Linked DNA regions of Homo sapiens: region 2 is linked to region 1. Evidence: chromatin contacts called from ENCODE Hi-C data. All regions are on one chromosome and are shown on one strand. The core of a region is the stretch at or near the end of the contact, and the rest is flanking DNA. Distances in the headings are between cores, read along the strand shown. Region 1 holds the start of TMEM160 (transmembrane protein 160). Region 2 holds the start of FTL (ferritin light chain).

Region 1 (4,287 bases), core at 740-3,239:
TGACCCCGATGCCCGATGCCAGGAGGCCATTGCGGAACCAGGAGAGGAAGGCTGGAGGGAGGGGGACATGGGGGGATTAACATCACCCCCAACCCTACCTCCTCAATCCCCCTTACCCAGTCAAACTGAGGGGCCTCCCTTCAGCTCACCCCATCCCATCCAGCCGCAAGGCAAGCCCATCCCAAATCCTCACCTCTTCCAGGAAGCCGCTCACCTAACCATATCCCCCCACATCCTCTCTGGCCTCCACCTCAGTGCCCCTCTCCCCCAAACTCTGTAACACTAAGGATTCAAGGGCCGGGTGTGGTGGCTCACCCCTGTAATCCCAGCACTTTGGGAGGCCAAGGCAGGCGGATCATGAGGTCAGGAGTTTGAGACCAGCCTGGCCAACATAGTCAAACCCTGTCTCTACTAAAAATGTTAAAATTAGCAGGGTGTGGTAGCACGTGCTTGTAGTCCCAGCTACTCAGGAAGCTGAGGGAGGAGAATCACTTGAATCCAGGAGGTAGAGGTTGCAGCGAGCCAAGATCATGCCACTGCACTCCAGCCTGGGCGACAGAGTGAGACTCCGTCTCAAAAAAAATAAAGGATTCAAGATAGTCCCTGCAGAATGTGGAGGACAATCTAGGGGCAAAGTTGCAGAACCTCCATCTGAGGAGTCATCTTGGCCAAACCCCTCCCTCTACGTGTACCCCCACGGCCTGCCCACTCACTTCTTTCTCAGAACTCTGGGACAAACTGTTTCCTAATCCAGGCCGCTCTTCAGCCTCGCCCTTCTTTTCCTTCAAATGCCGCCATCTCCTACCGAGTATGGCCTGGGCCAATCCCATCCATGTCCTACCGAGTATGGCCTGGGCCAATCCCACCCACGTCCGTCCCCATTCACGTCCTTTACAAACAGCCCACCACACCCTATATCTAGATGCCCGGTCCTGGCCTAGTGAGGTGACTCACACCTATAATCCCAGCACTTTGGGAAGCCAAGGCAGGAGGATTCTCTGAGCCCAAGAGTTCAGACCAGCCTGGGCAACAAAGCAAGACCCCGTCTCTACATAAATTAAAATAGTTGGGTGCGGTGGTGTATGCCTGTAGCTCCAGCTAAGCAGGAGGCTGAGGCAAGAGGATAGCTTGAGCCCAGGAGTTCAAGGCTGCAGTGGGCTACGATTGCGCCACTGCGGTCCAGCCTCGGTGACAGAGCAAGACACCGTCATTAAAAAAATAAAATTAAAAAAAAAACAAACATGGCCAGTCCGCTCCATTCTGGACCTCGCCTCCGTCACAAGCCCCGCCCTCTGCAGCCTAGATCACCTCCCCCTCCAATCAGCAGAGAGCTTTCTCCCGATTGGTTGTCCCCTTCTCCAATCCTGAACTTCCCCCTCTTCTGCGGGGATCCACACTCCCGCTCTCTGCACAGTGGTGGCCTCTGCAATCGGGATGGACCCATCTTGTACCCAACTCCACAGACCCTAAGCTCTCCCTGAAGCCCCTCTCCCCACGGCAGGCGCGATTCTACGAGGCTGCCTCGCGCAACCCTACCACCCCCTCCAATCCCTACGGCGCCCCGTTACCCGGGGTCCTCGTCCTCCCCGCAAGCCCATCCCCTCTGCGGGCACCTGCGCTCTTGCAGTCTGCGCTTCCGTGCGCTCACACTGAAGCCCTTCTCGGAGCCGAGCCCGGGCCCCGTTTCCTGCAGAAGCCCCCGCCCCATCAAGGTCCCACGCGAGCCCGGGACCCCCGTCCCATCCGCACCGCCCCCACCCCTAGCCACCGACCTGTCTCGTGCGCTTTTCGGAGGAGCCAGGCGTCCGCACGATCCAGCTCGGACACTGGGGGCGGCGAAGCCCCGGCGCGGGGACCGTGGCCGGGGGCGAAGGACCCCCGGGCGCCCCCGCTCCGGGGCCGCTGAGGCGGCAGTAGCGACCTCCGGAAGCGAAGACGGGCAAGGCGAGCGGCCCGAGCCCACCACCAGCCGCCTCCCATGATTCGCACTACGGCCGCCGCGCGCCGTACCGCCCCACCGGCCTCCGGTAGGTTGCAACCCATGTCACTCAGGATGAATGGCTTACCCATTGGCTATGCGCTCGCCACTCAGGTCCGGCGTGAACTGTCCATTGGTCGGAATGGCAGTGATTCCCTCCTCTGTCATCTAGGCCGGTAGTGCCCGTCCCTCCTTGATTTTGTACCGGACTACGAATCCCAGCGATCATTGCGCTCGGGGAAAGCCGATATTCAGAAGTCGCAGGCGAGATGTCTGCTGGGAATTGTAGTTTTAATTCTATCTTTTTTAACGGAGTACATGCCGAGCACCTATTGTAGTTGTTTCTTGGTTGTTTCTCTTTCTTTCTTTCTCTTTCTTTCTTTCTTTCTTTTTCTTTCTTTCTCTTTCTTTCTTTCCTTCTTTCTTTCTTTCTCTCTTTCTTTTTCCCTCCCTCCCTCCCTTCCCTCCCCTCCTTCCTTCCTTCCCTCCTTCCTTTTTTTTCCCCGCCCCGAGACCGAGTCTTGCTCTGTCGCCCAGGCTGGAGTGCAGTGGTGCGATCTCGGCTCACTGCAACCTCCACCTCCCGGGTTCAAGCGATTCTCCTGCGTCAGCCTCCTGAGTAGCTGGGATTATAGGCATGCGCCACCACGCCCAGCTAATTTTTGTATCTTTAGTAGAGACAGGGTTTCACCATGTTGGCCAGGCTGGTCTCGAACTCCTGACCTCAAGTGATCCAACCGCCTCGGCCTCCAAAAGTGCTGGGATTACAGGCGTGAGCCACCGTGCCCGGCCAGGTCTGTCTCTTTAAGACAGATTTGTTTTCTTTGCCCTAACCCATTCCGGGATTCAGCTTTGCCTTCTCTCATCAGCATAAACCTTTTCACTAGCCAGGAATGTGAAAAATGTGTCTGGAATATTTTCAATTTGCACTTAATCCCATTTAAAGCTTCACATTCATTGCAAGCCTGCAGGCTATGCAGTGCAGTCCATTTGAACTCCCTCCTCAAGTGTAACCCCCTTGCTAGCTCCCCTACTTTTCCTCTTCATAAAATCCAAGCCCGGGCCAGGCACGGTGGCTCACATCTGTAATCCCACCACTTTGGGAGTCTGAGGCGGGCAGATCACGAGATCAGGAGTTCGAGACCAGCCTGACCAACATGGTGAAACCCCATCTCTACTAAAAATACAAAAATTAGGCATGGTGGCAGGCACCTGTAATCCCAGCTACTTGTGAGGCTGAGGCAGGAGAATCGTTTCATGCGCGTCCATGTGAAGAGACCACCAAACAGGCTTTGTGTGAGCAAGATGGCTGTTTATTTCACCTGGCTGCAGGCAGGCTGAGTCCGAAAAGAGAGTCAGCAAAGGGTGGTGGATTATCATTAGTTCTTAGAGGTTTTGGGATAGGCGGTGAAGTTAAGAGCAATGTTTTGCGGGCAGGGGTGGATCTCACACAGTACATTCTCAAGGGTGGGGAGAATTACAAAGAACCTTCTTAAGGGTGGGGGAGATTACAAAGTACATTGATCAGTTAGGTGGGGCAGGAACAAATCACAATGGTGGAATGTCATCAGTTAAGGCTATTTTTACTTCTTTTGTGGATCTTCAGTTACTTCAGGCCATCTGGATGTATACGTGCAAGTCACAGGTGATGCGATGGCTTGGCTTGGGCTCAGAGGCCTGACATTTCTGCCTTCTTTTATTAATAAGAAAAATAAAACAAAATAGTGTTGAAGTCTTGGGGGGTGGTATGGAGAGAGAATGGGCGATGTTTCTCGGGGCTGCTTCAAGCAGGATTAGGGGCGGCGTGCGAACCTAAAGTGGGAGAGATTAAGCTGAAGGAAGATTTTGTGGTAAGGGGTGATATTGTGGGGTTGTTAGAAGAAACATTTGTTGTGTAGAAGTATTGGTGATGGCCTGGGTACAGTTTTGTATGAATTGAAAAACTAAATGGAATAAGAGAAGGAGAAAAACAGGTATAAAAGGTCTAAGAATTGGGAGGACCTAGGACATCTGATTAGAGAGTGCCTAAGGAGATTCAGCATAGTCCTGCCAGCAAAGATTATTTGTTTACTTCAGGAGTTAAGAGTGGCAGTTTGGGGATAGCATGAGGAGATATCAGCTGTGATGGCTTGGAGAAACAGTGTAAACCAGCAGTGTAAACAAGAGCAGGGCACGTATGAGTAGTTGAGAACGGAGAATAGGAGTATGACTAGACAGAAAATAGTAGGGATGACAAGTTTTTTTGGGGCACAGTCTAAGTTGGTCCGGTGTCTGGAATGAGACTGGGGCCTAATAAAAAGGATTGTCCA
Region 2 (4,415 bases), core at 50-2,549, 1.9 Mb after region 1:
TCGGTCAGGGGCTGCCCCGCCTGGGCTGTTCGGAGCAGCTCCTCTGTAGGGCAGGGCCTGACCTCACCCCACACCCCAGTGGCTTCAGCTCCCTGCCCAGCGCACGGGCTGCCTCCATCAGGGCACTTAAGTAGAGTCAAGGTTTGCGCCGACTCCGTCTCCCAGAAATCAACGTGGACCAGGCCCACTTAAAAAATATGCATTAGTCGAAGACAGACGTCTCGTCCATAGGTCCCCAGACTGTTTGTCCACAACGCAGGGCTTCTCTTTGTGGGCCTGAAGGAGCACACGTCAGGCAAGACACGAGGGCAACTTCAGAGACACTGTTCAGGGCCACGGAGAATTCTCGAAGTCTGTGAGTTGTCTCCAAAACAGCCTCCAGGAAATGCAATCCCAGAGACACCGCAAAGCTCAAAACAGACTTTTCATTCCTCCCCATTTCCACTCCCAGAAAAAGCCTGGGCCCCTGAAAGAGCTCCAAGGTATCCCCAAAGTCCCAGCCCATCTTTGGAGGGTTCCAGAGGGCTGTCCAGGGTTCCAGAAGTCACCCTACCTCATACAATGCTCCTCCTGGGCTTCCCGCACTGGGTGAAACCCACGGCTCCAGAATAACTGCCCTTTCCAACTTGCAGAGCACCTCAAGAACCTAAAGATTTCCCCGGGGAGGGCTCCAAAATATAGAGAGTTTGCATCGTGAACCCCCACCCCTGTAAATCCCAGGACTCCAGTCCCCGCAACACTCCATCTTCCAGAGATCTCCAGGGGTCCAGAAATAACACCTCACAGCCTTCCAAGCTTCCCAAGGATCCGGAGACTCCTTATCTCGCAGCGCAAACCTCAGGCAACTACAGGTCCTCCCTGCACCTTTGAGGTGCCCCTCCCCCCACTCAAGGTTCCAGAAAAATCCATGCCCTCGGAAACCCCAGAATCTTACTTTCCCGAGGCACCCCAGGACCCCAGGGTCATCAGTTCACAGGGCTGTTAGTGCTCCCATAAAACTCTAGCCTCCCAGAGGGACCCCAGCCCCCACCCTCCCGCCCACGAACCCCTGCATTTCCAGAATCAGCCCCAGGGCCCCAACCCCCCCAAGCCCCCATTTCACAACACGCTGGCGCTACAGGCGCGTGACTTCCCCTTGCTTTGGGGCGGGGGGCTGAGACTCCTATGTGCTCCGGATTGGTCAGGCACGGCCTTCGGCCCCGCCTCCTGCCACCGCAGATTGGCCGCTAGCCCTCCCCGAGCGCCCTGCCTCCGAGGGCCGGCGCACCATAAAAGAAGCCGCCCTAGCCACGTCCCCTCGCAGTTCGGCGGTCCCGCGGGTCTGTCTCTTGCTTCAACAGTGTTTGGACGGAACAGATCCGGGGACTCTCTTCCAGCCTCCGACCGCCCTCCGATTTCCTCTCCGCTTGCAACCTCCGGGACCATCTTCTCGGCCATCTCCTGCTTCTGGGACCTGCCAGCACCGTTTTTGTGGTTAGCTCCTTCTTGCCAACCAACCATGAGCTCCCAGATTCGTCAGAATTATTCCACCGACGTGGAGGCAGCCGTCAACAGCCTGGTCAATTTGTACCTGCAGGCCTCCTACACCTACCTCTCTCTGGTGAGTCCCCAGGACGCCCCTGGCCCTAATTTCCTCCAGCTGCGCACCTCCGGCCCTCACTGCACGCGCCAGCCTTCTTTGTGCGGTCGGGTAAACAGAGGGCGGAGTCCCCTTGGCCTCGCCTCCCGCTAACCATTGTTGCCTCCATCTCTTCCCGTAGGGCTTCTATTTCGACCGCGATGATGTGGCTCTGGAAGGCGTGAGCCACTTCTTCCGCGAATTGGCCGAGGAGAAGCGCGAGGGCTACGAGCGTCTCCTGAAGATGCAAAACCAGCGTGGCGGCCGCGCTCTCTTCCAGGACATCAAGGTAACTAGTGTGTGGGTAATGGACTACATCTCCCAGCAGGCCGTGCGCGCGAGGAGCCTTGATTTGAGGGCGTAGGTGTCGCGTGGGCTTCTGGGAGATTGAGTTCGGTCTTGTGAGCCCTCTTAACCGCTGGAAATAGAGGCGCACCTCGTGCAGTGCCCACAACACGCGGCAGTCCACACCGCTGCGTGGTCTTAGGGACGTATAGCTGTAAGAGCTAGGACAGGGTGCGGAGAGTGATAAATACAAGCTGTCACATGTCTTTGTGGCCTGGGCCTCTGACCCCCAACGACTCTTGGGAAATGTAGGTTTAGTTCTATGTGCCGAGTGTGTGTATTCTGAGCCATTTCTCCCTTCTATATAGAAGCCAGCTGAAGATGAGTGGGGTAAAACCCCAGACGCCATGAAAGCTGCCATGGCCCTGGAGAAAAAGCTGAACCAGGCCCTTTTGGATCTTCATGCCCTGGGTTCTGCCCGCACGGACCCCCATGTACGTACCCGCTGCATCCATGGCTACCCAACCATACCCCTCAAGCCTCTGCTCCCTTTGGGCAAATTTCCTTCAGAGCCTCATTTCACACCTGTCACATTTTAATCTGCAACTGGCTGCTCTCTCCCCCTCTTTTCCAGGGATTGGGTTTCTAATTTCTCCCTCTTCTCTCTCAGCTCTGTGACTTCCTGGAGACTCACTTCCTAGATGAGGAAGTGAAGCTTATCAAGAAGATGGGTGACCACCTGACCAACCTCCACAGGCTGGGTGGCCCGGAGGCTGGGCTGGGCGAGTATCTCTTCGAAAGGCTCACTCTCAAGCACGACTAAGAGCCTTCTGAGCCCAGCGACTTCTGAAGGGCCCCTTGCAAAGTAATAGGGCTTCTGCCTAAGCCTCTCCCTCCAGCCAATAGGCAGCTTTCTTAACTATCCTAACAAGCCTTGGACCAAATGGAAATAAAGCTTTTTGATGCAGCTGGTGGTTTTGTGTGTGGTGTGGAAGATGAGGTGGGATCTGTTCTCATAAAGCTTCTGGCTGGGTTGGGATGCCAGTGAAAGAGGAGTTGGCCCCATCTCCCATTTTCTTAACTGTCCTAAGACAAGAGGCTATCTGGGTAGTGTTGAACCTGAGGGTTCTCTGCTTGCCTGGCTGTTAACTGTCCCTCCCAGATGGTAGAGATAGACTCCAGGGAGTTGAATTAAGACCTAGGTTGGTATCTAGAAACAGATGTTAGGTCTCAGCCAGAAACAGCCCTATTTAACGAGTGATTATGGGGCCAGGTGGGTCGCTCACCTGATGTCAGGAGTTCGAGACCAGCCTGACCAACATGAAGAAACCCCGTCTCTACTAAAATACAAAATTAGCTGGGTGTGGTGGCTCATACCTGTAATCCCAGCTAGTCAGGAGGTTGAGGTAGGAGAATCGCTTGAATCTGGGAGGCGGAGGTTGCAGTGAGCTGAGATGGCGTCATTGCACTCCAGCCTGGGCAAAAAGAGTGGAACTCCCATCTCAAACAAAAAACATGTCTGCCTCACGGAAGTTGCGGTGAGCTGAGATGGCGCCACTGTGCTCCAGCTTGGGCAACAGAGTAAGACTCTGTCTCAAAAAAGAAAAAAGCCTCAATTCTGGGAGGCAGTTGGAATTATTAGGCCCTTTATATGGGCACATTGACGCTATTGCTATGCAACTTGCATGGCAACCGGGGGGCTCACTGAGGTCTTTGCTCCAGAGTTTAAGAGATTATGGCCCGAGCTTGAGTGATCCCAATGTGAGGCGCACACTGAGAGGAACTGGCCAGTGGAGCTGAGCAGCCAGGAACACGTGATGCCCAAGCAATGCTGGACAAGGGGTTTAGGGTTCATCACAGAAATGGGATGTGAAACCTTGGGCCGGATTCTCCAAATGGGAACTGAAGAAGCTTAAAACAGGCCTTAAAAAGCACTTGCTGTGTCCAAGCTGCAAAACTGCTGTGTCAGCTCTGACTCTTCCCCTTCTCCTTCCCCTGGGTCTGGGGCAGGGTGGTTCAAGCCTGTAATCCCAGCACTTTGGGAGGCCAAGGCAGGACGATCACTTGAGCCCAGGAGGTTGAGACCAGCCTAAGCAACATAGGGAGACCCCCCAAGTCTCTCTAGAATAAGAGGATGAGCTCAGACCAGGGAAGGGGTGGTACTGGGGGGACGTCACAGCCAGGCCCACCAAGTGTCATGTCTGACCACACCTGGGATTCTTAAATATAGATGTATTTTTTTCATCTCATCTCCGGACACACTCCAATCACACCCCTCCTGCCCTCCCCTCTCAACTGCAAACCAAGCGGTGCAGACACAGCACAGCACACATGAGGGGCCCTCCCTTTCACCAAAGCTGAAGGCAGGGCACAGTTTGGGGATGGAAGAGCCTCGAGGTAAATGTGGGGGTTCTAGAACCCAGTGACCTCAGTTCTGGATCATGGGAAAGGGATCAGTATGCAGTAACGTGGTAAGGTTCCAGATCTAGAAGCCAGGACCTAGAACCTAGTG

What was found. Hi-C counts contacts between places; a loop is a spot of excess contacts on that map. Pooled maps may share reads with other maps.
Region 2: a loop to region 1 is called in a pooled map, with 6 times the contacts of the local background. The contact joins the promoter of FTL here to the promoter of TMEM160 in region 1. A Hi-C loop is called at or near these places in 4 of 50 pooled maps.

Annotation. Positions count from the first base shown.
Region 1 is chr19:47,046,635-47,050,921 of GRCh38, forward strand. TMEM160 (transmembrane protein 160) reads right to left here and starts at 1,990. Exons shown (of 3, transcript NM_017854.2): 1 at 1,773-1,990; 2 at 1-51. The coding sequence starts at 1,980. RefSeq lists enhancers at 1,418-1,487, 1,997-2,291, 2,415-2,932, 2,933-3,450 and a silencer at 1,768-1,957.
Region 2 is chr19:48,964,010-48,968,424 of GRCh38, forward strand. It overlaps FTL (ferritin light chain), which reads left to right and starts at 1,300. Exons shown (of 4, transcript NM_000146.4): 1 at 1,300-1,600; 2 at 1,761-1,907; 3 at 2,272-2,397; 4 at 2,574-2,870. The coding sequence starts at 1,499. The coding sequence ends at 2,726. It overlaps GYS1 (glycogen synthase 1), which reads right to left. Exons shown (of 16, transcript NM_002103.5): 16 at 4,121-4,415. RefSeq lists a cis regulatory region at 1-199, a silencer at 1,130-1,289 and enhancers at 1,540-1,589, 4,320-4,415.